Regions from separate parts of the Homo sapiens genome. Here regions 2 and 3 are each linked to region 1. The links are chromatin loops, found by intact Hi-C in ENCODE. Cell type or tissue: ascending aorta. All regions are shown on one strand. Each heading gives the region's core, and the rest is flanking DNA. Links, peaks and the distances in the headings are about the cores only.

Region 1 (8,000 bases), core at 1-8,000:
AGCCTCAATTAAGTGTGCACACCTAGCAGAAGTGGCAAATCATTAACTAGAACACTTTGCCTTAGGAGATACGGATGTCACCAGCCACTTTAAAATTGAGTAGTATGGCTTGACTGTTCTGTCAAGGGAAGATTCAAAATCTTCAGACCAGAAAAACATTTCAGAGCTTCAGGCCCACTGTAAGGAGATTGACCAGCGAGGGTGTTTGGCTGCATGAGTAATATAGTTTGGCTATCTATCCCTGCCCAAATCTCACATTGAAATGTTATCCCCAGTGTTGGAGGTGGGGCCTGGTCAGAGGCTGATTGGATCATGATTTTTTCGTGAATGGTTTGGCACCATCCCTCTTGGTACTGTCCTAGCAATAGTGAGTGAGTTCTCATGAGATCTGGTCATTTAAAACTGTGTGGTACCTCCCCACTTGCTCTTGCTTTCAACACCAAGTCATGTACCTGCTCCCCCTTCACCTTCTGCCATGATTGGAAGCTTTCTGAGACCTCCCCAGAAGCAGATGCCAGCATCATGCTTCCTGCACGGTCTGCAGAACTGTGAGCCAATTACAACTCTTTTTTTTTAATAAGTTACTCAGTCTCAGGTATTTTTATATCAATGAAAAAATGGACTGATACAGGGGGGAATGCTGAATTATGACTCTCAAGAATGGAATGATAGAACTGTATAGTGTGGGTGGGGACAGAGGAAACAGAACACAGAACTGCTTCCAAGGAATAAAATAGAGACCATCAATATGAGTATATAAACCAGGAATCTGTTTTAAAGTAGAATTTCATACACAATTCAAGGCACAAATGTCCCAGGTAATGAAATGGCAGCAGCAAAGATAAAAGACACTCATTGAGAGTTTTACATGAGTAACATTTGCTCCATGGGTTGCGGTATAAAGAAATCCAAAACTAGACTGAGTTTTCTTGCAGGTAAAACCAAAACTATCGCAAAATAATAATTATTATAATAATCAGCAGTAGCAGTGCTTAACCTGTGTTGAATGGTAAATGAACACCACAAGCGGCTGAAAAATAGAGAACAGACTTTATAGAGTGGGTAAAACTTAGACTGTTTTTTTGCAAAAAGAATGAAGAATCACATAAATTCATGTACCTGCTAACAGTTCACACAGAAAGTCTAAGAAAGTTTTATCTAAATCCCCTGCATGAGAAGTACTCATCAGGTTACTAAGAAGAAGGTAAGGCAGTTGGAAAGACATTGTATGTTGATCTCAATGAATCCAACTTTTTCTCCTCAACAGTGTCCCTCAGTGACCTGGGGTAACCTTGTTCATTCTGGAATGCTAAGAGGTAAGGAACTAGGAAGCCAGCCATCTGTTCAGTGAATCAAGACCAGTGCTGACAAATAGAAATAAAGTGTCAGCCACATGTGTAATTTCAAATTTTCTAGTGGCCACTGTAAAAGTAGTTAAAATGAAAGTGAAATTAATTATAATATTTAAAATTTATTAACTTATATAAAATGTAATTAAATACACAAAATCTCATTATCAATTATTTAATGATTTAATTTACAAAATACATTAATTTCATATTACTTAACAAATATTTTAATATATTGAGAGCCTGGCATAGTGGCTCACACCTGTAATCTCAGCAATTTGGAAGGCTGAAGTGGGCGGATCACGAGGTCAAGAGATCCAGACCATCCTGGCCAACATGATGAAACCCCGTCTCTACTAAATATACAAAAATTAGCTGGGCATGGTGGCGGGCGCCTGTAATCCCAGCTACTTGGGAGGCTGAGGCAGGAGAATCTCTTGAACCCAGAAGGCGGAGGTTGCAGTGAGCCAAGATCTCGCCACTGCACTGCAGTGTGGTGACAGAGCAAGACTCTGCCTCAAAAAAAAAAATTTAATATATTGACATAAACATAATGAACTACATTTACATAATCCATACATTAAAATAATCAATCTATGAATTAATCCTATTGAGACAATCTAAATATAAATTAATAATATATTGCTATGTAGTAGCTTATATAAATATAATCAATAAATTGAGCACTTAATTATTACGCTTAATGTATAAATTTTAATATATTATTATATCATTTAACTTATATAGACCTTGCTAAACAAATTTGAGTCCCCCCAATGACTCTTATTTTCTGTAATTAGTGGTCTATACTCTACAAAAGGCCATTTAACAAATGCTGACAAAGAGAAGCCATTAACAATATCACCTTCTTCAGACCATTTTATGCCCCTAAAGCATCCTTAGCCAAGTGTTTTATCAATCACAGTCTACTGAAATTGCCTATTTTGGACCTGTTTCTTATATTAGACTATAAACTCTTTGAAGGCAAGAAACATACTTTATTAGTCTGTGTTCCCCCAATGACTCATACTGCCAAGAATATGAACAAAAGCTTCTATGTCTTGGTTTCCTCCCACAGGATCTGAAGCGTTCTTGCCTCGTGGGGCTTTTTGGCTCATGCCTGCAGTTCCTTGAGTCTTGACTCACATTCACTTCTCAATGGAACCCATCCTGACCACTTCATTTAAAATGATAGACCTCTCCCATTGATTCTTCTGATCTTCTTTACCCTGTTCTACTTTTTCCCCAAAGCACTTAACCACATTATGGCACACTATATGCAGTAACTTGCATAGCTCCCTTCCCCTACTGGACAGTGAGCTTTAGAAGGGCAAGGATTTTTTCTTTTTTTTTTTTAACTGCTATATTCCCTGATATATACCTAACATCTAGAATGGTCAAATACTAGCTGATTAAAATAAATTTGTTGAATTAGAAAAATGAATCCTGAATGAATGAATACATGAATGAGGCTAAACAAACAAACAAAAACAACCACCACCACCACCAACAACAAAAAAAACAAGCTACATTCAAAGAGTCATCTGAGATAGGCCAAAAGTCTAGTAGACTAGCAGACATTGCAGTGATCAAAGCAGATGCTGGGCAGTTTCTTCTCAATACAAGGAGAAAAAAAAAAAAGAGTTCAGGCCAGCCATGTTTAAAAGCAGCACTACACAAATAAAAGTTAACAGCCCGTATGGGAGAGGAGTTTGCTTGCTTAATGACTTGGCAGCAGAGCAAGTGTGAGGACTGTTTGAAGAGATTTGAGACCTTATCTTTTGTTGGCTTCCTGCTCCCACAGCCCACAGGAGCCATGAAGAATATTTCCAAAGACAGCAAAAAAAGTATGGCTTTATTTGGTCACCAGGAGGCGGCGTGAAGCATTCGCAGGAAAGGAGAAGACAGTTAACCCTCAACTGAATTCCAAGAAGGAATGAACAGACTCAGAAAGAAGTGAAGGAAATTACTTCTTCCCTCTTGCTATTTCCTACTTTTTCTTTAGCTTTGCTTCAGGGACGCAGGAGTGGAGGATGCTGTCAATGTTGGAAATTAGCCCCTTGGCAAAGGCTTTAGGTGAGAGCTGAGATGTGCACTCAGTTAAGTGCTGAAAACAAGACGTCGCCAGTGCTTAGCAAACAGGAAGAACAAAGAGCAGCCAAGTGATTTAAGTCGATTCTCCTTATAAAAGGAAAATTATAATGATACCAAGACAATGAAAACTTTGTAACAAGTGAATTTTAACAATTAATACTGTTATTAACATACCATAGTCTCCTCCAGTGCCAAATCGTATTGGTCAGGAAATGGAAAAAGCCTCTAGCAGGATTAACTCAGTCTTTGTGGTGAAAACGTAATTTAAATTGTATTCTATTAACTTGGAAAAGATAAGCCACTGTTCTCTTGAGCAAACCCAGGGCTTATTTGAATGAAGCAGGACTTTGCCAATCCAAGGTTTCAGGCATGATTGGGGAAGGAGGAAATAGAGCCACAGGTATTCCTAAGAAAGATCTCATCCTAAGAAATGAGAGGCAGATCCCAATCTTGATAAAACCCACACTATGAGGCACATTCAGTTTTGGAGGCATAGTGCAATAATGAGTCATGAGATATTAAGTAACTATTCGTGTTTGAGAATCTGTGCTAAGAATTTTTTAACATAGATTTTCTCATTTTTATTTCACCAGATTACCACCTTACAGATAAGAAAGCTTGTCTTCCTTGCCTAAGTAGACACCCAGGGTCACACGGCTAGCAAATGGTGGATTCAACCACAACTGAAGGCGATTTGATGCCAAAGCTTTATTCTCCTCTATACTCAGGGATAAGAGGGGCAGAAACTGCATTCCTTAGGGATACAGAGGATGCTGAAGAGGTTTAAATCCAAAAGCCTTGATGTGTTAGTAAGATGAGACTTATGTAAATCCAAGTCATCAGCTCCAAGTGTTCCACTCAATCAGCCTTCTGGAAAGCATGTGGGGAGAACTGGTATGCCATTCCCCACCAAATAAGGAGTGTAGGTGTTAGTAGATAAAGATATTCGGCCAGGCACGGTGGCTCATGCCTGTAATCCCAGCACTTTGGGAGACTGGGACTTGTGGATCAACTGAGGTCAGGAGTTCGAGACCAGCCTGGCCAACATGGTGAAACCCCATCTCTACTGTAAATACAAAAATTAGCCAGGCATGGTGACACATGCCTGTCATACCAGCTACTCAGGAGGTTAAGGTAGAAGAATCACTGGAACCCGGGAAGTGGAGGTTGCAGTGAGCCAAGATCGCGCCACTGCACTCCAGCCTTGGAGACAGAGTGAGACTCCATCTCAAAAAAAAAAAAAAAAGGAAAGAAAGAAAGAAAAAAAACTGTATGTATATATATTCAAGCAGAAACTGGTTTTTTAAAAAAAATCTCCCATTGAGAATCCATTCTTTATTTTACACTTACATTTTTCCCTGTTACAAAAAATAATAAAGGGATGTTTTAAATTAAAATAAAAACCATAATCCCATTACTCAAAAGCAACTATTCACTTCTAGTCTTTTTCTGTGACATTTTAAATAGTTTTTATCGTATTATACTCTTTCCTCCTGTGTTTGCTCAACATATGGCATAAGCATGTTTTGCCATTAATATTCTACAAGTTTTAAATGTTTAATAATTTTATAGGAAAAAAATTTAAACTTTCTGTCAATGTGCTTTGGTAACATGCCATCAGGTATAAGTAATAACTTACTTAATTTCTTCCCTGTTAGTCATTTGCTTTTATTTTTTTTCTATTATAAATGACAAAGATTAACTTCTTTAACTTAAAGCTTAGCCTTCTGCAATTACTCAAATATCTGCAGGAAAGCTAGAGTATAAGATCTGATGATTCATTTGTATATTGAAAGGAGCTTACCTGTTTTCCTGAGAGTGGATTTCAGGAAAAAGGGGGGTTTTGAGGAAGGGAGTATGGAATTCCGGAATTCCTGACAATGGTATAGTAGGGTCTTCCTAAGGGGGAAGCTGGCACAGAAAGGAGAGGTTTGGCTGTCCAAGAGTCACCTCCCAGTGTCCAGTGTTGATCACGCTGACTCTACTTTCATACAAACCACTGGATGGAATATGAATGCTTCAACCTCCGAAAATATCCAGACCCCCCGAGTATGTCAGGGGAGTATAAGTCTATATCTGAACTTTAGAAGAGATTCCTGTACATTTAAAACAAAAATACAGAGTAGTTGCGAAAAGCCGTGACTTCGCCCCCATCGGAAATCACAACCCCTGCCAGAGAAGCTATTTTCCAAGTGGGCAAGAGAATTCCCTCAAGAAAGTTATGAGTTCTCATTTGAAACATTCTTGAAAGATATATCTATTTGTCTCTTAAAGATGGAGAGGAAACAAGGTATTTAAAAGACCAAAGAGATTGGAGTTAAGCTGTGACGGGAGTGGAGGGTAGCAGCTTCCTAATGAGAGTCTGTGTAAGTTTTACGAGTATATTTCTGAAGGCAGTTCACAGCCTTTAGTGAAGGTAAGACTAAGAAGAGATTGGACAATACCATTTTATGTATGGTTTTAGGAGTGGGGAGCAGGAGGCGTATAAGCAGAGGCAAGGGAATTGAAAGACCTTTCGCTAAACTGTTAGAAAACGAAGTCTTCATGAACTCTCTCAGTTTAGACTCCTTTTCCTTAAGCCCTGATGTAATTAAATCAAATTCAGCAATAACAAAATATCATAAACAATTTTAATGTATAATATGTGCTGAAAAGTGTCATTAAGGAGATGGCTGCAATAAATAGAAAAATATTTAGTGTGGCTCCATCTGAATGTTCTATTGCCAAGGAAACACAATATGAAGTTTTTCTTTAATTATTTCAATATAATGACTTTCACTAGGTGACTTTAAAACCATGGCCAGTATTATTATAGGAATTACTGAAATGGTTTTAATGAGTATCTGCTAACTTCGTCAAGCTTATACCCAACCTTTTTAATTATACCACTCATTGTACCTTTTAAAATAGGTATATCAGGCTTCCAATCACTTTTCTTCTGTTGAGATCTGACTAGATGACAACAATCTGTCTCAGATTCTCCATGACAGTTCTAATTATACATATTCCATGCCATTGTCCTTCCGAACCATCAAATTGCCTTAGCTATGTCAATGTAGGGAGTTAAAACTACTCTTCTTAAGTACTGGTCCACATTTGGAAATGATGCAAAAATCCTTTGTCACTTTGCATTTGATACCTTATTTGGAAAATATCACTCCATTGGTCTCATGAGAGAGGCTGAATTGGTGGTATCTGTCTTTGAAAATATGTTGCACATTTCCTGTTACTCAAACCTTAGATTTCCATTCCTATTATGTACTTTAATACTAAAAATAATAATATGTTGTATGCTGAAAATGTCCAGTAGGCAGGTGATGAATTGCGAACACTTGGAATTATCATTACCTGCAATGTGGGCATCTTTATCATAATAATATTGCTAAGAATATAAAAGAATATAAATGGTTGCTGTTCTAAGTGACTGATTTATCTGTTATGGCTATGTCAATGTGCTTTAGAAGACTACATATAGTGCTGTATATGGGAGGCCTCTGATCATTCATTCTTGCGTGTAATCATTTAACAAATATTTATTAATTTGTTAATTAATATAAACAAATATTTATTGAGTATATTCTTTGTGCCAGGTGCAGTATGATGTGCTGAATCTATAATGGAGAACAAAATACCCATGCTCTCTACGTGCATGGAACGTAGAGCAGGTCAGAGATGACACTGAAGCTGAAACGTGAAAGCTGCATAAGAATTAGCCAAGCAAAAAGAAAGCAGGGGTCAAGAACCTGAGCAAAGAAAGCACTTGGAATATGCAAGAACTGGAAGAAAGCATGCCTGCTACAGCACACGTTTAGGGGACTGAAGCATGAGAATAGAAAAGGCCAGGCCACACAGGCCTAGAGGCCTTATGGCACAGTGGCTTGTCTTTTATCTTAAGATGATAGGAAGGAAATACAGTCGGAAGGAACTTCCATCAGAGCTGTGAAATAATAATGAATTTATGTATATATATATGTGTGTGTATGTATATATATGAATTTACTTTTCCTAGAAGTTATATATAATTGTATATATGTAATTATGTGTTTATAATATATTTTTAATATATTGTATCAATAGTTATGTGTATAATTATAAATATAATTTATATGTAATATACAGTTATAAATAAAACATGTAATATAACATAATTATAAATATATTTATATATATAAAATACAATTTTTATTTTAAAAACATCACTTTGTCTGCTATGTGGCAATTAAAGGTTATGAGTAGAAGCAAGAAGATCAAAGTGGCTGTCATCTCTCAGGTTCCTCAGTGTCTGTCCTCATCTCCTTTGAAGGACAGGAAGACAGTGACTTCTCAGCTCTTTGGCAGTTGGATGGGTATGTGTGACTAATCTGATCAAGGGGCTATGAGAAAAAGCGATGTGAAGCTCTTATGGGCCTAACGACAGAGAAGGGAATTCTCTTCTTTTGCCCCAGCAAACCCAGAGATGTGTGCTCTCGGGTGCACCTACTGCAAGTTGGACATTCTCTCAGTCTGGGTCCTTTGGTGGCAGTGACAAGAAGAAGCACTTCCATACATGCTGCATCT
Region 2 (11,349 bases), core at 2,091-10,090, 260 kb after region 1:
CTACTGCACATCATTACAGAGTTTTCTAAAATTTCCGAGATATTTAATAGCACTGTTCAAAGGAGAAATAAAAGCAATTTGATCTTTACTGCTAATATAAATAGATCAACAAATATTTGTTAAACTCGACTTTGTGCTTAGCAGAGAAAGCTAGCTGTCCATCAGAATCCAGTTTTGTATTTCAGGGTATAAATCTGTGTCTAGGAAATGGTTGCCCAGGATAGGACTATATCACATCCCCAGTCTCCTATGCCCCTAGTGTGACCATATGACTCATCTCTCCAATAACACTGACTGGAAATAATGTTTGCATTTGTAAGCGAAGTCTTAAGACTAGGACCATGGGTCAGGCACAGTGGCTCACACCTGTAATCCCAGAACTTTGGGAGGCTGAGGCAGGTGGATCATGAGGTCAGGAGTTCAAGACCAGCCTGGCCAACATGGTAAAACCCTGTCTCTACTAAAAATACAAAAATTAGCTGGGCATGGTGGCGGGCATCTGTAATCGCAGCTACTTGGGAGGCTAAGGCAGGAGAATCATTTGAACCCGGGAGGCGGAGGTTGCAGTGAGCTGAGATTGCAAGATTCCATCTCAAAAAAAAGAAAAAAAAAAAAGGACCAGTTGGCTCTTCAGGCTCTTCCAGCTTCTCCAAGCTCGATGTAGAAAACAACAAAATCCTAAGATAGGAAGAACCACACATTGAGAGGAGCTGGCTCTGAGTCTCCACGTGGCAAAAAGCTGTTCATGAACAGGAACAAGAATGCCAGCCTTGGTTAAGTGAGTAAGATCTAAACTTCTGTTACATTTCAGCCATTACGTATCGGTGAGTCTATGTGTCACAGCATGTTTGCCCGGTCTGATTAGTAGAATAGCATTCTTACAGACTTCATGAGATACATAAAGAAGTGAAAGACATTGCACTTCTTACAAAAAATGACTTTACTCTGCTTAAAGAAACAAAGAATACATGCAAGAAAAGTAAAATATCACAAAGGAAATGATAGTTTAAGAGATGCCAGAGGATAGTACAAGAGTAAATTCACAACTAATTGGCATTGGCACAAAGTACTAGGAGTTCAAAGGTAAAAACCTAAATGTGTACTTGGGAGGCTGAGGCAGGAGAATGGTGTGAACCTGGGAGGCAGAGCTTGCAGTAAGCCAAGATCACGCCACTGCACTCCAGCCTGGGCGACAGAGAGAGACTCCGTTTCCCAAAAAAAAAACCCAAAAAAACCTAAATACATATTTGAAAAATATCCATAGGAAAATGGTGGGTTCTGCTGGTGAGAGCTTTAAGCTATGCTGCTGCTAAGAATCAAATCACCTTCTGGGAAATTCTTCATTTGAATAAATAAACCTAAAGCTCCTGATATCCTTAATTCTTTTTTTTTTAATTATACTTTAGTTTTAGGGTACATGTACACAACGTGCAGGTTAGTTACATATGTATACATGTGCCAGTCTGGTGTGCTGCACCCAGTGATTCATCATTTAACATTAGGTATATCTCCTAATGCTATCCCTCCCCGCTCCGCTCCCCCGACCACAAAACAGACCCCAGTGTGTGATGTTCCCCTTCCTGTGTCCATGTGTTCTCATTGTTCAATTCCCACCTATGAGTGAGAATATGCGGTGTTTGGTTTTTTTGTCCTTGCGATAGTTTGCTGAGAATGATGGTTTCCAGCTTCATCCATGTCCCTACAAAGTACGTGAACTCATCATTTTTTATGGCGCATAGTATTCCATGGTGTATGTGTGCCACATTTTCTTAATCCAGTCTATCATTGTTGGACATTTCACTTGGTTCCAAGTCTTTGCTATTGTGAATAGTGCTGCAATAAACATACATGTGCATGTGTCTTTATAGCAGCATGTTTTATAATCCTTTGGGTATATACCCAGTAATGGAATGGCTGGGTCAAATGGTATTTCTAGTTCTAGATCCCTGAGGAATCGCCACACTGACTTCCACAATGTGGACTAGTTTACGGTCCCACCAACAGTGTCAAAGTGTTCCTATTTCTCCACATCCTCTCCAGCACCTGTTTGTTTCCTGACTTTTTAATGATCACCTTTCTAACTGGTGTGAGATGGTATCTTATTGTGGTTTTGATTTGCATTTCTCTGATGGCCAGTGATGATGAGCATTTTTTCATGTGTGTTTTGGCTGCATAAATGTCTTCTTTTGAGAAGTGTCTGTTCATGTCCTTCGCCCACTTTTTGATGGGGTTCTTTGTTTTTTTCTTGTAAATTTGTTTGAGTTCATTGTAGATTCTAGATATGAGCCCTTTGTTAGGTGAGTAGATTGCAAAAATTTTCTCCCATTCTGTAGGTTGCCTGTTCACTCTGGTGGTAGTTTCTTTTGCTGTGCAGAAGCTCTTTAGTTTAATGAGATCCCATTTGTCAATTTTGGCTTTTGTTGCCATTGCTTTTGGTGTTTTAGACATGAAGTCCTTGCCCATGCCTATGTCCTGAATGGTATTGCCTAGGTTTTCTTCAAGGGTTTTGATGGTTTTAGGTCTAACATTTAAATCTTTAATCCATCTTGAATTAATTTTTGTATAAGGTGTAAGGAAGGGATCCAGTTTCAGCTTTCTACGTATGGCTAGCCAGTTTTCCCAGAATCATTTATTAAACAGGGACTCCTTTCCCCATTGCTTGTTTTTGTCAGATTTCTCAAAGATCAGATAGTTGTAGATATGTGGCATTATTTCTGAGGGCTCTGTTCTGTTCCATTGGTCTATATCTCTGTTTTGGTACCAGTACCATGCTGTTTTGGTTACTGTAGCCTTGTAGTATAGTTTGAAGTCAGGTAGTGTGATGCCTCCAGCTTTGTTCTTTTGGCTTTGGATTGACTTGGCAATGTGGGCTCTTTTTTGGTTCCATATGAACTTCAAAGTAGTTTTTTCCAATTCTGTGAAGAAAGTCCTTGGTAACTTGATGGGGATGGCATTGAATCTATAAATTACCTTGGGCAGTATGGTCATTTTCACGCTATTGATTCTTCCTACCCATGAGCATGGAATGTTCTTCCATTTGTTTGTACCCTCTTTTATTTCATTGAGCAGTGGTTTGTAGTGCTCCTTGAAGAGGTCCTTCCCGTCCCTTGTAAGTTGGATTCCTAAGTATTTTATTCTGTTTGAAGCAATTATGAATGGGAGTTCACTCATGATTTGGCTCTCTGTTTGTCTGTTATTGGTGTATAAGAATGCTTGTAATTTTTGTACATTGATTTTGTGTCCTGAGACTTTGCTGAAGTTGCTTATCAGCTTAAGGAGATTTTGGGCTGAGACGATGGGATTTTCTAGATATACAATCATGTCATCTGCAAACAGGGACAATTTGACTTCCTCTTTTCCTAATTGAATACCCTTTATTTCCTTCTCCTGCCTAATTGCCCTGGCCAGAACTTCCAACACTATGTTGAATAGGAGTGGTGAGAGAGGGCATCCCTGTCTTGTGCCAGTTTTTAAAGGGAATGCTTCCAGTTTTTGCCCACTCAGTATGACATTGGCTGTGGGTTTGTCATAGATAGCTCTTATTATTTTGAGATATATCCCATCAATACCTAATTTATTGAGAGTTTTTAGCATGAAGGGCTGTTGAATTTTGCCAAAGGCCTTTTCTGCATCTATTGAGATAATCATGTGGTTTTTGTTGTTGGTTCTATTTATATGCTGGATTACATTTATTGATTTTCGTATGTTGAAGCAGCCTTGCATCCCAGGGATGAAGCCTACTTGATCATGGTGGATAAGCTTTTTGATGTGCTGCTGGATTCGGTTTGCCAGTATTTTATTGAGGATTTTTGCATCAATGTTCATCAGGGATATTGGTCTAAAATTCTTTTTGTTGTGTCTCTGCCAGGCTTTGGCATCAGGATGAGGCTGGCCTCATAAAATGAGTTAGGGAGGATTCCCTCTTTTTGTATTGATTGGAATAGTTTCAGAAGGAATGGTACCAGCTCCTCCTTGTACCTCTGGTAGAATTTGGTTGTGAATCCATCTGGTCCTGGACTTTTTTTGGTTGGTAGGCTATTAATTATGGCCTCAATTTCAGAGCCTGTTGTTGGTCTATTCAGAGATTCAACTTCTTCCTGGTTTAGTCTTGGGAGGGTGTATGTGTTGAGGAATTTATTCATTTCTTCCAGATTTTCTAGTTTATTTGCCTAGAGGTGTTTATAGTATTCTCTGATGGTACTTTGTATTTCTGTGGGATGGGTGATGATATCCCCTTTATCATTTTTTATTGCGTCTATTTGATTCTTCTCTCTTTTCTTCTTTATTAGTCTTGGTAGCAGTCTACCAATTTTGTTGATCTTTTCAAAAAACCAGCTCCTGGATTCATTGATTATTTTAGATATTGATACAGTTTGTGTATTGGTTCCTACCCAAATCTCATGTTGAATTGTCATCCCCAGTATTGGAGGTGGGGCCCGGTGGCAGGTGATTGGATCGTGGGAGTTAATTTCTTACGAATAGTTTAACGCCATCCCCTTGGTGCTGTCCTCACAATAGTGAGTTCTCGTGAGACCTGGTCATGTGACAGTGTGTGGCACGCCCCCACTTCTCTCTCTTGCTCCTGCTTTCGCCGTATGAGGTGCCTGCTCCCCCTTCACCTTCTGCCATGATTGTAAGCTTCCTGAGGCCTCCCTAGAAGCTGAGCAGATGCCAGTGCCATGCTTCTTGTAAAGCCTGCAAAACTGTGGGCCAATTAAACCTCTTTTCTTATAAATTACCCAGGCTCAGGTATTTCTTTATAGCAATGCAAAATCAGCCTAATACCTATGTGTTCCAGAATCTCTGATTTGCCTGCAGTTGTAAGCTTACTTTTTCTTGTAATGCCTACTTCTGACCTGATTAGACCATTTATGTTCTAATTTTGTTGTTGTTTGCTTAAAACATCACGTTATGATCAATCTTTTCCCTTTCAATGTAAAATGATTTCTATTTCACTGATTCCATTTCATTCAGGAAGTAAGTTTGTAAATTCTAGCTAAAAGAGACTCAGTTCAAATTTCAGCTCAGATTAGAAGAGTTCCAGAAATAATCATGATGTATTCATATTATTTTTAAAGCTACGTATTAAGCATTAACAATTTGCTAGCCACAGTGTATGTAAAGAGGAACACAATGTAGTCCATAGCTTTTTGGTACTTATATTCTAATGAGACCTCCTCTAAAAGAAGAGGTCATACCACAGACAGAAAGAACTAGATACATGAAGCCTGTAAGCCTGGAGATGACTCAGTGGTCGAAAGATAACTGTCTTCTTTGACGATTTAAAGGTTTTTTCCTAGGGAAGAGAGATCAGACTTATTTCTCATGGCTTTTGCCCACTGATGTGGACAGTGGGTACTATTAGTCACTCAAAAAAATGTATTTTGCATAAATGAATGAATGTCATCTTGAGCCTAGGAACTTGAATCAATTCCAGATATTTTTCATTTGCTGTAAGAAATGGCGCTTAACTTGGTCACCTACTTGCTGTGAGCCTTCAGAAAAAGAAAAAAAAAGTCAATTTAAGAACCAGGACGACTTAGGTAATAGCCACAGGAAGAAGGATTTGGGTTTGATATAAGGATGCAATTTCTAAAGGTCAGAGTCTTCAAACATGCATGGTCTTACTTTCTGAAAGGAATTAAGAAGTTTTCAGGCATAGTGGACTAAATGACAGAGATTGGAGGAGAAGACATTCAGATATTTGAGGTTCTCAGACAAGGGCTCAAGATATTCTGAGCTCTTCAGTGGAAATGTGGGGGTGGTTGAGAATTAGCAAAGCAAAGGCCCTGGGTCCCTGGGGGATGAGATAGGGGAAAGAGTTAGACAGGAACCAGGACCCCATAAATAGTCCACAGGGTAGAACTAGACTACCAGACAAAACTAATGAAATTAATTAAAGGAGAGAAACTTCACTGGAGGCTCTGTCATGTTGAGTGGGCCACCCAGAAAACGGTATGCTTGGGACCACACAGATACTTAGAACTCATCTCTTAGCCCTGAATACAAGGTCTGTTTGGCTGTGAAAAGCCAGTGTATTTGTTTTAGAGGAAACCAAGGCTCTCGGCAGTCCTGGTGGAAATATTTGACCCTGCCCTGGGAGTTTCTCTTAATTCTGTGTCCTATCAGATAGAGGTAGTAGAAAATGAAGGGTCGTCTGGAATGCTTAATAGCTCTGCAACTTTTGGAAATCTACTCTGACCTTCAGGTTCATTGGCCAGAGGAGGATAGCAACATGAAGCTGGAGGGTGGTGGGAGAATTAAACAAGAATTGGTTCTGATCTGTGCTAGTTGCATCTAATCGATGTATTGTTTCTTTTTTCCCCTTCTAGCTTTGAACTTTTATAATTCTTTCTCCATGAGAAGCTTCAAAATCTTTTAATTTTCAGGCTAAGCGCAGTGACTCATACCTGTAATCCCATCACTTTGGGAGGCTGAGACGGGTGGATCACCCGAGGTCAGGAGTTCGAGGCCAGCCTGTCCAACATGGAGAAACCCCATCTCTACTAAAAATACAAAATTAGCCCGGTGTGGTGGCATATGCCTGTAATCCCAGCTACTCAGGAGGCTGAGGCAAAAGAATCACTTGACTTTTTTTATTTTCATTTCCTCTTGGGAGCCGCTAATTTATTATTTGAGAAAGTCAAATGGTATTTATAGATCCATGAAACTGGAATGTGTTGTGTAAACTAAGATGAAGGCAAAGCCAGGGCTTTTTGTTGCCCCTCAGGATCCCAGTAACCTGGTTTGGCTATTTTGTAAACCCAACTAATTTTTCTCCATGTCTGCTAGTGTTACTCTAAATTAAGATGTAATGCATTCTGGAAGGTCATTGGCATTTGAAGGGTCTTCTCTAAACTGTATCTAAATCACCTAGAGTTGATGCAGCATTCTAGGAAGGACAAACATGTATTTTTACATTTAATTCAGAATGTGACAGAAAACTGAGACTGTCGTGTTCTTTTCTTCATCCAGAAAATCTCTCGTTCCACAAGCATAATTCCCTTCTCGCCAGGAGTCACCAGGCTTGCATCAAACAAAAGTGTGTTGGCATTACAATAATCAAAGCAGGACCAAAATGCCCTTCAATCTTCACGCTCCTTTCAAACCAAACAAAATATGGCCCTATGCACATCTATTCCAGACAAGGCATTCCCATGGGAGTGGGGGTAAAATGTCCTAATGCGTTTTCAATTTACAAAGTAACTCCCTATATTTAGATCAGTCAGTTTATATCTGAGTTCAAAAATTCCAGAGAATCTGGCATCTTTCCTCCCTAGCACGATTATGTTTTTCAAAGAATTCTGTTCTCAAAAATTTTTACCCTTCTCTCAGAAATAGGCTCTTTACTAGGGATATTTTAAGCTATATAAATGTTTCTTTATTTTCATACTTACAAACTGTCTAATTCACTTTGTCAGTGCAAGGTTTTGCTTTTTAAAGGATCTGTTTACGATGCATACAACAAAACCAAGTAATCATGTTGTCACCCAATATTAGAAAAATGATCATTAGTGCTCACAATAATCATGTCAGGCCACATAAAATCAAAATAATGCCTTATAATCCATCCAAGACTATCTGATCTGAGTTCTTTATGTTTATATATTTTATTCTATAATAATTCCTTGATATATGGGTAAGTCATTGGTCTGCAATACATTTTAATATGAATTAGGTGGGCTTTGTTTTGCTTAGTTTTAGATAGTCACATAAGGAGGGCAGGGGCAGGATTAGAAAACATTAAAAGACTTGGAAAATGATCTAAAATAAACATAGGGCATCAAAGAGAAACAGCGTTTAAGAGCAAGGATGAGTAAAAGAAGATAATCACATAAAAAATGTTTCATTTCTCCATATTGGTGGTCAGAAGTGACCCCAGTGCTAAGTACCACACCACAGGAAGATTTTTACAAAGGAGATAACATAATATTTCTGAATTAGAGTTTTGGGATGTAGTTCATGTTAAGTGGTTAGTTCAGGCTTTCAAGCAGTTTGCACTTTGAAATCAGAGTCATTTCTGAAATCCTATGAGAATTCAGTTTTTAATTTCGTAAGAAATAACTGATTTGCCCGAAAATCAAATGTTGGAATTGAAAAGGGCAGATTTTTAGATAAAATCATGTTACAGTTGATTCTGTGAGCACCTGTATTAGTTCTTTCTGGTTTTAAATATACCTCAAAACTCCTCGTGCTGGCCGAGCGTGGTGGCTCATGCCTGCAATCCCAGCACTTTGGGAGGCTGAAGCGGGTGGATCACCTGAGATCAAGAACTCGAGACCAGCCTGGCCAACATGGTGAAACCCCATTTCTACTAAAAATACAAAAAATTAGCCAGGCGTGGTGGCAGGCACCTGTAATCCCAGCTACTCAGGAGGCTGAGGCAGGAGAATTGCTTGAACCTGGGAGGCAAAAGTTGCAATAAGCTGAGATCATGCCATAGCACTCCAGCCTAGGCATCAAGAGCAAAACTCCATCTCAAAAACAAACAAACAAAAAACAAAACAAAACACTCCTTGTGTTGTGCTGAAGTCTTGGTTGAGAGAGAATTGCGGACATCAGGGCATGCTGAAGCCCTACCTCGATGGGCACTGAGCACAATCAACCAACAAGCAGGGAAGGGAGGCAGCAGGTAAGAGCAGGGATATGCCTGCTGAGCCGCCCCTCACCCTTGACTGTGGGCAGTGGACAGGGATCATCCAGGTCTTCACAAAAGCGTAGACAGCTTTCCAGATGGAATGGAGGCTTAGATGCCTAAATAATAGATGCCTGTTAAATAGACTAACAACATCAAGAGGGCAGAGAAGGATGAAACAAAGACTAAATAGATATGGAGGCTGAAGAACTGGCTTCAGAAGAGAATTCTGTGGGGCACCTGCAGGCACCTTAGGACCTTGACTTGGATTTATAGAGACTTGCAGAAATAGAAGTGGCATGTCCAGAGCATCATCTTCATTACTATTCATTGTGTATGCTTACATGAACTGAGGACTGTGGGTGCATGGTTATCACAACAGGGCCATGGGACATGATTGATGGAAAGACACCAACAGCCACAGATAAAGGATGCAAAAGTTATATCTGAACCGAAACTTTAAAATTTATAGAGATAGTTATTGACAGAGGCAATATAGCATGCTCCCAGATGGAAGTAGAGGCTCCCCACGTCTACGGTCTTGCATGGAGGTGCAGGTACTGCATCACACACCAGGTGACCATTTCACCAAGTGCAAGGAGCTCACAGCTGCCATCCACATGGTACTAGTGTGTATTAGGAGGGAATTCATTATACTCTCCTGTCCCCTCCCCATATCTCTGATCTGGAGATTCTTGTTCACTCCGCCTTTTCACCACATACAAGGAATTACTACAAAACCACTCAAGTAAGCATTTGATTGGATAAATCCAAGACCTTGTCCAAACACATAGCATCCCTTAGGAGGTCCAAAGATCAGGCTTCTTTTAGGTCCATTTCTACAGAGGACATTGTTTACATGTTTACTCTAAAAACCTGAAGTTGGTATTTCCAACCCAGACTAGTCTGGTTTGGAACAACTAGACTAGACTTCTGGGGAAGGTTCTGTTTGAAGATTTCATTAGAAGTTTCAACCAGTCTTCAGTTTGATTACTTTTAGGCCTGAACTGACTTCTGGTGTCCCCAGCTGAGCTAGGCTAGCTGGCAAGTGGAGGCCTAATAACAGATCCACTTTCAATCAAAAGGCCATCGCTGTGCTTGTTGATAAATACTGTGTGTGTGACTCATGTTATTTATTTAACCTTTAATAACGCTTACCACACACCTGCATTTCTGGGGTCTGTGGTTAAAGTTTAGGAATCAGTCCACTTGATTATGAGTTCAGAGACCTAAATTTAGTCCTAGTACCAATGGTACCAACAGAGCAGTAAGTTAAATAGCTTCACATCTCAAGTGACTTTCTTCATCTATAAAATAAGGCAATCAATCCTTTTGTACTTCATGAGCATAGATGATCGGGTGTTCATGCACGTGTGTGAGATGTGCCACCCTCGAATGGGCACATTACCCATCTGACCTGAAGAAAAAAATATTAAGTGAAAAAGATTTTTTAAAAATAAATAAAATAAGGCAACTGGACTAGGTTAACATTTATCCAAGATTTTCCTGAAGTTTCTCACTGGGCTCACCTGAGGTGGTTATAGAAAAGTAAATCTTTGTGGACTTATCCCTGACTTAGATTTGGAATCTTTGGAGAAGGGGTCCGGAATATTTCACTTGTAGCAAATTCCCCTAGGGACACTGAACCATCAGGTCATTTCTGAGGTTTCATCGATCTTTGACATTACATAAGGACAAGGACAAAGTAATATTTCTATTGATCTGTCATGACTATATGAATAAGGTTAATTCTAGCAATTTGGCCCAAATGTGTTAGGTCACCTTCGCAGTGCTTTATATCAGGTGATTGAGTCATCAAGCATAGAGATACTATGGCAATTGTTGAAGAAGCTCAGAATTTTAAGCCAAGATGACCTGGGTTCAAATCCTACCTAATTGCTGCTCCAATTGTCTTCCTTCCTGATTCCCTAAGCCTCCATTTCCCAATCTGTTAAGCGTGTGCGATAACAACGCCTGTGTCTTAGGCAGTACCATCACAAATATTTCCATAAAATAGAGTTTAGGAGAGGCAATTCTAAGTGTGGGCTAGGGTAGGAAGTGCAGGGCGGGGAATGGGATGGAGGACAGATCTTGAAACTTCATTTGCCTAAGAAGGTCCATGTGGGGCGGCTTTGGCAAAGGTAGGAAGATGGGAACTGATGGAGATTTACTATCACTACTTGTGATGATTATGAAGATTAATAAGGAAATAAGGATTTTTTCATAGATTTTCTGACACAAACAATGATCAATGAGTAACAGCTCTTATTAAGTTGAACCATATGAAATTGCTAATTTTCAACTCTTTTTGACTGTCTAAATGGCAGTTCCATATGGTTTCAAAACAATATAATTTAATATGGAAATCCCAGTATGACATAATGAATTTATTTTTCCCAAATTATTCATGTCCTTTTCAAGAAAAAGTGAGAGAGGTGTCACTGAATATACAATGTGTTTTTTTCTTTTATAATGATTTTTTTTATTTTAATGAAAATTCAAAAGGCTTCACCTCAAGTCACATTACAATCATTTTTCTAAGTAATGATATGATAAGAAGTGAGGCAGCAGGTGGGAGTTGTGATAGAAAACACCCAGGAGGATGTCAGATGAGGGATTCTTGTGCCTTGTTCTAACTATTACGATAACAGCTGTCCTTCTTGTACAGCACATCCTGTCTCTGTGACTTTAATGATGACCTGAACTCCTAATCA
Region 3 (11,349 bases), core at 1,787-9,786, 120 kb after region 1:
CTGGAAACTAGCAGGCTGGATGGAACAACACACTAAGGGAAAATGATTTCTAACAGAATTCTGTAACTAGCAAAACTATCAATCAAATAAGAAGATAGAATAAAATTAACTTCAGACATGCAAATCACAAAATATTCACCTCCCACATAGCCTTTCTCATAATGCCTCTGTAGACGAACTCGTCAAAAGCCTTTTCTTGGTGAAACAATGCATAAAACACTTCTACTACTAATCAAAGTACAATGGTTGTACAGTGAAGTTGTAAGTTGATGAGCTGCTTTTTAATGAAATGACACTTTTATGTGAAAGAACAACTGACAGGCACACTGTGATTATTCACACTTGAATATTTGCCTGATACATTCTCTAAAATGAACAAAGTGAGCCTAACACTTTAAGGAAAACAACTGACAATAGCTGTGGCCAGTGTTAAAATAGGAACTTTCAAGCCAAAATTAGAATTCAGGAAATTTCTAACTGTCATGGGAGCTTAACTTCTTTCCAATACTTAGACTTTTCTGATGACATGTGTGGTTGTATTAACTGTATTAACAAGCATGATTTCTCAACGTTGTATAGTGAAAATTGTTGATATTTGGAAGATCTAAATTAGTAGGTAAGTCAGCATCTTCCAAATGACCAATGGATGACATTAAAGAAATGTGCATGGGTAAAAGAGTACAAAATAGATTAATAAACTTTTCATAGTAAAAAGTTAATAGATATGGTTTCAGATCCTATATTGCCACTAACCTTTAAGAAACTACCTTTAATAGAGTTGTGGTGTGCTACCAAAGAAAAAGAACCACAATTATCTAAAAAGGCCACAAAATATTTCTGCCTTTTCCAACTACAATTCTGCATAAGGTCCATTTTCTTCAAGCACTTCAGTGAAAACAACAAGCTGTAAAAGATTGAATGCAGAAATAGTTATGAAAATCCATCTGTTTTTCTTTCAATGCAGACATTGAAGAGACTGTGTTTTGTTTTGGAAATAAGTTACTTTTCATAAAAATGTTACTTACGTTAAAACACAATTAGCATATTATTGTGATTTTCAAATTAATTAATAAACACTTTTTTCTAAACGTTAGTGTTAATTTTTAATACAGTCAACATTAATAAACATGACCCATATAAATAAAAGCTCTTGGATTTCCTCAATCTTTTATTTGTTTTTTTAAGGATATGAGTCCCTGAGACCAAAAAGTCTGAGAACCACTAACATAGGAAAAAAGAAGAAATGTAGTATAAGAGCCATTTTTTTAAAAATCGTTTATTTAAAAGGGTGTTAAGGTGCATAACCAACTACTAGTACATTCCTCACTTATTAATTAGGACAATGAAATTCAGAAATGAGAAAGTGACACCAGCAATTACTCACAAAGCTAGTTCAAGCGTTCATGACTCTTTCCTCCCACTCCAAGGCTTTTTCTTCTGTATTATGCTGGCTTCTCAACCTCCATTTTGTAATCTGCATATCTTTTTTATGAACAGATAATATATATGTACATATGTGGGGTGTGTGCGTGTGTATAGAATTGTACTAGAGGCAGCAATCTTGTCCTTCCAACTTTCTTAACTCCTTCTCAGAAAACTTGTTCCAACAGCCTCTATTAAGAAATCAACAGACCTCATGAGCCCAGTACCCCCAGTTTCCGCTAATGGAATTAGTTATAGAGATACAAACAAAACAAACTTCTCTTTCTGAAAGTTATATTTGGAAAAAAGGAAAACTAGTCAGTCTCTACTGAAAACTTAAAATTGGTAAAACTGAGTAGCTGGGTAGGGTTTAAAACAATCACAACTGGGCCCGACATTTGCCAAAGTCAAGACAATGTGAATTGCAGCTGAAGGAGAGACAAGAAGATCAGCAGAGAAACACTGAGGGGTGGGACTGGCCCCAGTCCTCCAGTTCCTGGTTACAGGCCCTGTGAGGCCTAGCTTCAGAAGATTCCCATTGATTCGTCAATTTTTGCTTTATTTATTTGAATGGGTTTTTATTCTTTGCAACCTAGTGACCATGTTTCAGGAAAAATGTGCAAATGTATATAATTCCTACTCCAATAATGATGAAGTACAGCTACAGAGTGGATGGTGAAAGTATAAAAGGCAGAACATAAAGCCCTGGCATTTGCCCGATGAGAGCAGTTGCCAAGGCACAGAGCATGGCGGCAGAGAAAGCCTGTACACATGCCTTCAGCTGGCAACCTGAGAGATCACATCAGAGGTCTCTAATTTGGACCAAACATGTAGTTGGCAATTTCACTGAAAAAAACTGGATTCAGACAGGGCTTGATAACACATTGTAAAGTCTTCATAAATAATTGTTAAATTAAGAAATAAAAGCACGGCACACTTGTGGCCAACTCTCTCTAAATGTTACAATCATCTTGGAAATCACTTATCCAAAACTTCTTAAGCAATGGATCTAAAGTAAGGACCATACAAAAAGTACGTTTTCAAATAGGACTCCAGATGAGAAAATCTACCAAAAAAAAATAAAAAATTCTGTAGTGATGTCCAGCTATTCTGTTGTAATTGTAAAAGCTGAAGGTAAGAGTGGTGTTTATACTAAAGAAGAGCAAAGAGGGTTTTCTGGATAAATTCTAGAGCAGTCTCTAGAAGAGGTTAAAAAGACTGGAGCAAGCAACTAACAAAAAGCTAAGAAAAGTCATCAAATCAATGGAAACCCAAAAAGGAAAAACATGGAGGAGTGAAAGAAGAAATTGGTGCTAGTAATTTGAACAACATAGGATGATAAAGGATTTTGACTAGGCTATTGTTGAAAAGTCAGGAATAATGTCGACCCCATTATACACAGATGTTTACTGTTTGTGAAAACTCTTTCTAAAGCATTATGTTAAATGTGCTGGAAAACAGCAAGGGAGTGAAAGTTGACGTGTCTCTTCTAATCCTGGTTGATGAGGACTCAAACCTTAGAAAACATAAAATGTCCTTGAAAAATTATTATGATTCTGACATAGCAGGAGCTTCTCAAATACAAGAGTCACCAAAAAATAGACCTAAGACTGTGGGCAGATATATGCTGTTACCCCTCCAAAAGTAATGTCTTCATCCGCACAGAGGTTATGGCACTCAAGGGTCGACGACACCCAGTGATTAAAATCTGTGCCCAATACCCAGCCAGAGAGAGGCCTGAGATTTAGGGAGAATCTCTTCACTCTTTTTGGCTCTCAGGCCGGAGACTGCGGAATGTTGCCGACCCTGCAATTCAGGTTTTCCATCCTTAAAGACACTGAAGATGGACGAGACCCTGAAATCACTCTCCAAACACTGATTCTTTATTTATGGAGCCTAGGAGATAGGGAACATTAAGTGAACTCAAAACGGCATGTTGTGATCAGATTTTCAGCTGTTCTGTGTCACTGGGAACTGCAAAGTAAAAAGAACAGCCCTCTCCGATTGTCCTATTGATGTATTGAACAGTTTCAATATTTAATGTCAGATTTGGGTTTAGTAAAAAGGAACAGACCTCAACTAGACTGATTAATATCAAGCCAGCCAGGATAGATGTGGAGAAGGTGGTCATTTGTGTGATATAATTGCGGTGAACCAGGAAGAGCCATTCTGGGCAAAAACTGATTCATCTGGCCCAGTCCCAGACACCCTTCAGGTTTCACACTACAGCAAATTAAACAATGTGGAGTCGTTCTTTGGGAGGCCTCTCTGTGTTCCCTTCTTTATAAATTATAAATCTACTTACTGTCCAATATAATTCATTAAAAGAAAAACCCTACCTGTCAATTTCTTTGCATGAATATATGAGAGAGAGACACGGAGAGAAAGAGCTGTGATAAAAATATGTATCAAACTTTTATCATCATTTAATCCTAGGAAGTAGGATAAGAAGGAGTATAAGAATGAAAGAAAGCCAGGCTTTCCTCTATTTTTTAGAATTCTATAGAGGATTTAATTTGTTTAAATTTTACTCCAACAAATATGCACTACTTTTGTAATTTGGACAAAAGAAATCCAAAAAGAGAAAACTGTTGCTCACACTTCTGGAGTGTTAATGGCTTATTCATTCACACAAACTTTGCCTTGACTAACATGAGATTTTTATTTGCTGCTCCTTGATGCCAGTCCTAAAAATTGTAGATTTCAATTCTATTCTGTATCAAAATGTCATAAACTACCAAGGCTGGAAGATCCATTGGGGCAAACTCTGAATATTGGAGTAAAGGAAATGACATGATAAGTCACTTGTTTATAATAGATTGTCTCATTGACTCAGCAAATATTCTTTGAGTGCCTGTATATTTAACCAAAAATTAAAAGTGTGTTGGAGTTAAACAACTATGAGTTTTATACATATCTATCCACAAAGGACTTCTTATCAAATTTACTGCATACCAGTAATATGACTGGCACAATTCTAAATATATATATACTCGTATGTTTTAGACAGAAATTCATAGTCCCACTTTATGAATAAGAAAGTTGAGGCTCAAAAGAGTTAAATCTTCTGTCCGAAGTCACACACCTGGCGAGTATTGGTGGTATAGTCAAACCCAGATATTCTTCCCTCCAGTCCTAGGTACTGGTCAGTTTTGTATGAGGCATTCTTCTCTTGGGACTTATTCGAGGAGAAGAGAGACAATCAGAAGTGAAACTGTTTTTTTGTTGTTTTTTTCTAAACTTCTAGTCCAATTATTTTATCTAAATCACAACAATAAATATACCAATTTGAGGCTTGTTTCCGTCCTCAGTTTTAAATACTCTTTTGAATAGCTCAGAACTATTTCCTTGATCAAAAACTGATACTCACTTGGCAAGCCTTATTACTTAAATCATCTCCCATAAAATAAAAAAATAAAATAAAAGCTCATTAGAGGGGATTTTCAATATCCTCTGATTTCTAATTAAAACAAGAATTAAAAATCATAAAACTGATTAAAGTTTGTGTGGAAGAAAATAACTTAACCTTTGGACTACTTGTATTTATTATTCTTGGTGACCTCTCAAGCTAAATAATTCTGGCTGAAAATAAGACTCTGATAAAATAAACGGATTTGGATTGCTTTTCGTGCTTCCTCACAAATCTTTCTAAAGACCTTGAACTTTCTGTGGACAGAGGATATCATGACTTACGATACAGGTTAGAATAAAAGATATTTTATTGAATCTAAAATGAAAAAATATATCTTCTGTTTTAGAATTATAACTTCCCTATAATTTTATTTTATAGAGATGCTATGAACTGATGTATGTTTCCCCAAATTTATATATTGAAGTCCTAATCTGTATTTGGACATAGGTCCTATAACGAGGTAATCAAGGTTAGATGAGGTCATAAAAGTGGGGTCTTGATACAATAGGAAGAAGAGACTTCTAACAAGAGACAATGGAGAGCTTTTTCTCTCTTTCACCACACACAAAGAAGAGGTCATGTGAGCACCCAGCAAGATGGCGGCTACCTACAAGCCAGGAGAAGCAGCCTCAGAATGAAAACTATCTTGCTGGCACCTTGACCTTGGACTTTCCAGCTTTCAGAACTGTGAGAAAACAAATCTCTGTTGTTTTAGCCACACAGTCTGTGGTATCTTGTTACGACAGCCGAGCAGACTAATACAAGGAATATGACTTCATTTATATGAGTAAGTAATTTTGAACAAAAATAGCTTTGGGTAGATAAATTTAAGGTTGCTAATTTGGGCATAAAGCTTTGCTCCAACTGATAATTGGTGATAAGAATCATAGCACAAACTGCAACAAAATTAATGTGGCTACAGTCACTTCTTTGAACATCACTTAGAAGATAGAATTTATGGTGATACCGCCAGGTAAATTTCTTAAACTCAAAGAAACAAGTGTAGCTGACTGTCAACCTGGCCTTCCTTTCTACAACGTAAGGGCTTCCCAGTTGAACTCAGTTTACTAAGCAAAAGCATCCATTTCCCTTTCTTCAAAAATATTGGTGTTAAAAGAATTACAGGAGGAAAGAGGAAAACTAGTACACTTTCCAGGGAAATGTCTACAGTATAACTGAATTTTGTATGAAAAGGGAGAACACACACTCAGCCGACAGGAAAACATTGTCTCCATTTTCTCTCATGGCAAAACATCAAGGCCCCACTTTCCTGCCAGGCCTCTAGGCAACTTCAGAATTCATTTCTACGTGGCAGCCTGGCCAGCCCTTTCCAGTGACTGGAGCTGGCATGCACAATAGAATTTAATTGCTATGCCTGAGTATAACTCAGCTTGCCATTTCTTTACAGAACCACAGACCCAGGTCTAGGGGAAACTGGGCTGAAGCTAAGATAAATTAGGCTAAAAGCAAGAAAGATTTAAAACCACCAGCTCTCATATTACTATATTTAGGAGATGAGAAATGTTAATAATTCAGTACATATTGTGTGATCTAATAATTGCTTATATAATATTCATCCTTGGAATGGCTGTGGGCCAACACTACAGGCTGGGTGATGTAACTTGCACTTTCTTTTTTTTTCTTTTTCTTTTTTTTTTTTTTTTTGAGATGGAGTCTCGCTCTGTCTCCCAGGCTGGCGTGCAATGGCACTATCTCGGCTCACTGCAAGCTCCGCCTCCCAGGTTCACGCCATTCTCCTGCTTCAGCCTCTGGAGTAGCTGGGACTACAGATGCCTGCCACCACGCCCAGCTAATTTTTGTATCTGTTTTTAGTAGAGACGGGGTTTCATCGTGTTAGCCAGGATGGTCTCGATCTCCTGACCTCGTGATCCGCCTGCTTCGGCCTCCCAAAGTGCTGGGATTACAGGCTGAGCCACCGCGCCCAGCCTCAATTTGCACTTTCAATACGCTTCTCCTTTCCTGACTGTTCTCAAGGACTTAAAAGCTGGAAACAGGTTTATTTAGTTCCCTTTTCAGCTAGGTGTGGGCATATAACATAGGTCTGGGATATAAGCAGAAATCTGCTGAAGCAACCTGTTCTGTCTGGAATGCAGTCACAAAGCCTAGAGATGTGGCAACTTCCAGTGCCCATAGAGCAGCATACATAAGCATAAATGCCAAGACACTAAGAATGAGGCATAGAAACATGGGAGGAACGTGGGTCCCTGGAGTCATTGCTAAACCCACTGCCCTGGACTGTTACTGCCAGCCTTCTTCTTATGTGTGGGTGGCATATGCAGCTTTAGGTTTTTAATCTAGGACAAACCATGTGCTCCATATTTTGCAGTTGAACATTCTTGATTAATACAATGACTTCAGGTTTGCAAAAGCTTAGAAAACTTTGAGCAAAACAAATATTTTCTGCCATAAATATGTATCCAAGAAAATCTTAAAAGCCTTTCAAGTGTACAAAATCCTAGTTATTGTCTCCAGTTGAGTAACTTTTCACTTGCCTCTTTTATCTTGGGAAAGGGCACCAATCCTCTTACAGTGATAAAGGAAACAGTGAATTCAAACTAGAGTCACATAATTCTATTGCTTTTATAACTCTATCTGCTATGTCACTTGCTCTCTCACTAATTCTATGTGCTAGTTCCAGTTCTTTTTTTATGTCTAATAGTTCCTCTCTTTTCCCAGTTGTGGTTGGCTGCCATCACAGAGGAATTCCGTGGCATGGTCCAGCTGTAGCCAGACACTAACGCAATCCAAGCTTTGCTTGGCAATATGTAAAAAGACCAAGCCTAGCCATTTTATAGAGTGTGGAACTGGTCTTGTTTCCTTAAGTCTATAAAGTGTTCCTATGTACCTATCAACAGTAAGTAACCTTATTCCTCAACCTTATTTCTACCAACTTTTTGACAACCCAGAGCCCCTGAGTGTAAACATGCTTAGTGTCTTACAAACAGGTCTACTTTAAAGGACCATTGCATAGGGTCATGATAGACTTTGAACAACATTCCCTTTCCCTACTCCCAAATTCTACATAAGACCGCAGAACACTCTATTGATTTGAAACTATCCATATTTTATTCATATAATTGTGGTTTGCATAAGTTATCTAATACACATACATACACACACATATTTTTATCTAATATATTTCTAATACACATACATACACACACATATTTTTAGCTTTTTCCTGTTGAGGTGACTATTATCAGATCTTTAAAATTTATGTGCTATTAGGTAAAATCATTTTATGTCACGAGTTGTCATATCAGGCCACACCTGTGATTTTCAACACTGATATGATATTCAGAGCAATTGGACCACACCTTGCTTTCATTCAGTCAGAACCCAGCAATGTTTTGATTATGTTCAGGTTACACCCACGGAGGTGTTGACTGATTCCAGCAATCATATTTTCATCATTAAACTAAGGAATAGTTGATACAGCTCTTTAGAAGCAATGTAAATCTGCTGACAAAGAAAAGCTAATAAAATCATTGTTATACCAATCTCTCCAAAAAAAATCTTCAATTAGACAAGATTATTTTAAGAGTAAAATGTTGGAATCAGAATCAGGCTGGGCAACAAAAAAAGGGGGAGGAAGAGGAGGAGGAGGAGAAGGAGGAAGAGGAAGAGGAGGAGAAGAAGAAGAAGGAGGAGGAGGAAGAGGAGGAGGAGGAGAAAGAGGAGGAGGAGGAGGAAGAGGAGAAAGATAAGGCTTGAAGACCACAACCTTCCTATGTAAGAAATTTCTTTATTATTTTTTATTTTTTTGAGATGGAGTCTTGCTCTGTCACCAGGCTGGAGTGCAGTGGCATGATCTCGGCTTACCGCAACCTCCACCTCCTGGGTTCAAGCGATTCTCCTGCCTCAGCCTCACGAGTAGCTGGGACTACAGGCACGCACCACCATGCTCAGCTAATTTTTGTATTTTCAGTACAGACAGGGTTTCACCATGTTGGCGAGGATGGTCTCAATCTCTTGACCTCGTGATCGACCCGCCTTGGCCTCCCAAAGTGCTGGGATTACAGGTGTCAGCCACCACGCCCAACCAGAAATGTCTTGTATCACTTTATCCCAGAGCCTCAGATATACTCTTCTACTACCCTGAATCCCAGCCTTCTTCCCTGAGGTTCACCAGAATACATGACCTAGTTCTTCTCAGTTCCTCCCTGTGTGGGTTAATCCCTCTCTAATTGCTGCAGGATTAAGATTCTGCTTCAAACTGAAGGGTATTTGAAACTATACTACAGTCTCCTTTGTGATTCTTGTTAGGAAGATGACTAGAGAATTGTATAGTTATTTTAGGGGGAATTGTAGAACACAGTCAATAAAGAGTACCTAAATAAAATGAAGTGGTGAAGTAAATTAGTTTCAACCTCAGCTTAAGCACAGGATTCTGGCACTGCTGTGCAGGCCGACTTCTTGTGCAGAAAGTCTTTCAACTTAGCTTCAGCCAAGTGTGTGCCTTAAACATTCCTTTTGCATAGGGAATTGCATGCATTCCTGCCTTGTCAAACTGTGGAAGTATAGGCTTTTTCCGACTTCTGTCATCTCTCCTTGCTCCGGCATCATGGGTCCCTACAACTCACCTCCATGCTTCAGAATTCTTCCAACCCACTAGGTACATATGTCTGGTTCTCCCGAGAGCGCTCTCTCACCATGCAGTGGGCTCTATCTGCATCTCAGCAAACCTTCAGCCAGAGGGTAAGATATCAATGCCCCACCCCCTTACAGGCATCTTCAGTCTCTACGACTGAATTCTTTGAGCCCTCTTCAGTTAGATAGGGCAAGTAGAGGAAGGAAAAAATTCTAAGGGCTCTGGACCACTATTAATTCCCTTCATTCTGTCTTCCCATACTTTATTTTCCTCTTTTTCTTTTTCTTTTTTTTTTTTTTCAGAGTCTCGCTGTGATGCCCAGGCTGGAGTGCACTGGCACAATCTCTGCTCACTGCAAACTCCGCCTCCCGGGTTCACTCCATTCTCCTGCCTCAGCCTCCCGAGCAGCTGGGACCACAGGCACCTGCCACCACGCCTGGCTAATTTTTTTTTTTTTTTTGTATTTTTAGTAGAGATGGAGTTTCACCGTGTTAGCCAGGATGGTCTCCATCTCCTGACCTCGTGATCCACCTGCCTCGGCCTCCCAAAGTGCTGGGATGACAGGCGTGAGCCACCGCGCCCGGCCTTTATTTTCCTCTTTTACATGGACTGATGAAGAAGTGGGGATGAGGGTCCCAGGGCCAGTTTTGATATTTTCTATTAACTCCCATATAGACGACTCCAGCACTTTTCTATCATTCCCCCATTTTAAGGCTCCCACTGAAATTCTAAAACAAAAAGGAAACATACCACTCAAATTAATTATCTATTTAAAGAAGTTAAGAAATTACATGCAGACTTAAAGGCTTTTTAAATCTAGGTTTTGAACTTTATAACATTAGTAGTTTGAATACTGAATTAAAATTTACTTGATAAATGCCCTAACTGTAAAATCACCTTCCTGCAACATTCAAAATAACTCAGAAGATCCTTGTCACCACTAGAAATTCCTGCCCCAGTCCCCACCCCCAGGATCAGCTTACCTAGGAAACCGACTGAGGTAAGCCCAGAGCCACCCTGAGTTTTCTCAGACATTTCAACACCTATTTGATTGCTAACTACCCATTGCCTTCCCTATGCAAGGGGTCAGCACAAAGCACTGAAAATTCCTCCCACTCCAGATGCCTCTGCTTCCTCCTCACCAGCCCACCACGATGTCTCAGCTCTCCTTGAGGTCTCAGCCATAGCTCGCATCAACTAATTCTTCAATGTGAGAAGCTTTGATAAAGTTGATATAAATTATGCCTGCTTATAAGGTCTTTCTCAAGGAAAATAATCAGCTACCCAGATATTCCGTACTGTTTCAGGCTCTCAAATTATTATTCTTCCCAGAACCTACACAGTCAAAATATTGATGTACAAAGGTTTGGTTTACTCTCCACTTTCACTAGAAAGTGGGAAAAACTGACTTGGCCAGATATAGGGCTTTCATCCTCAAATTGTAGGTCACTGAGAGACAAGGAAATTTCAAAATGTGTTTTATTGTGGTTTTAAGCTGTAAGTAATAATGAATGTGTTTATTTATTCAATGAACATTTGTAGGGACACATTGCTATTTGCTAAGGTCTATGTTCTTTTGAGGGACCCAGAGCTAGTGGGGTTGCAGTGCTGTAGAGTGGCATAGACATGTAAACAAATGTGCTAGATTATTTATTGTGATGCTAACTTCTTGCTGTTTTCTCACATCTCAACTGGAAATTAAGTTGAAATAATTTTCTTCATATTGCTACTTTCATAGTCTTGGAAAATTGTCAAAAACTTGGTATCTGGGACAAAAGCAGAAGTTGCAGGGCAATTGTTCATCTTTTTTAACCCACAGTTTTCTTTAGGAGTCTAGAACCATTGAGAAAAACCGAAGCTGGAGTTTTAAAAGAGGAAAGATACCTGAAGACCATGGGAAAGA

The links. Hi-C counts contacts between places; a loop is a spot of excess contacts. Peaks named below come from ENCODE experiments on the same cell type or tissue, not always from the same donor. Only the 100,000 strongest peaks of a DNase experiment are listed, where the experiment ranks them.
Region 2: it touches region 1 in a loop (13-fold over the local background); 3 of 110 quality-filtered maps call a loop at or near these places.
Region 3: a loop joins it to region 1, with 2.4 times the contacts of the local background. A loop is called at or near these places in 4 of 110 quality-filtered maps.

The regions. Positions count from the first base shown.
Region 1 is chr2:114,538,739-114,546,738 of GRCh38, reverse strand. The region is part of intron 1 of DPP10 (dipeptidyl peptidase like 10); the gene reads right to left. Among named protein-coding and RNA genes, the nearest start is that of DPP10, 100 kb to the right of the region's middle. In ascending aorta, for the core only: a CTCF peak has its summit at 3,222 (motif pointing right); a DNase peak (open chromatin) is centred at 3,178; H3K4me3 peaks cover 1,024 bases; H3K27ac peaks cover 1,743 bases.
Region 2 is chr2:114,279,788-114,291,136 of GRCh38, reverse strand. It overlaps the pseudogene LOC124906175. Among named protein-coding and RNA genes, the nearest start is that of DPP10, 160 kb to the left of the region's middle. In ascending aorta, for the core only: no CTCF peak of the experiment used is centred there; no DNase peak of the experiment used is centred there; H3K27ac peaks cover 4,224 bases.
Region 3 is chr2:114,421,111-114,432,459 of GRCh38, reverse strand. No RefSeq gene overlaps it. Among named protein-coding and RNA genes, the nearest start is that of DPP10, 16 kb to the left of the region's middle. In ascending aorta, for the core only: no CTCF peak of the experiment used is centred there; DNase peaks (open chromatin) are centred at 5,479, 6,139 and 7,569; H3K4me3 peaks cover 1,808 bases; H3K27ac peaks cover 5,530 bases.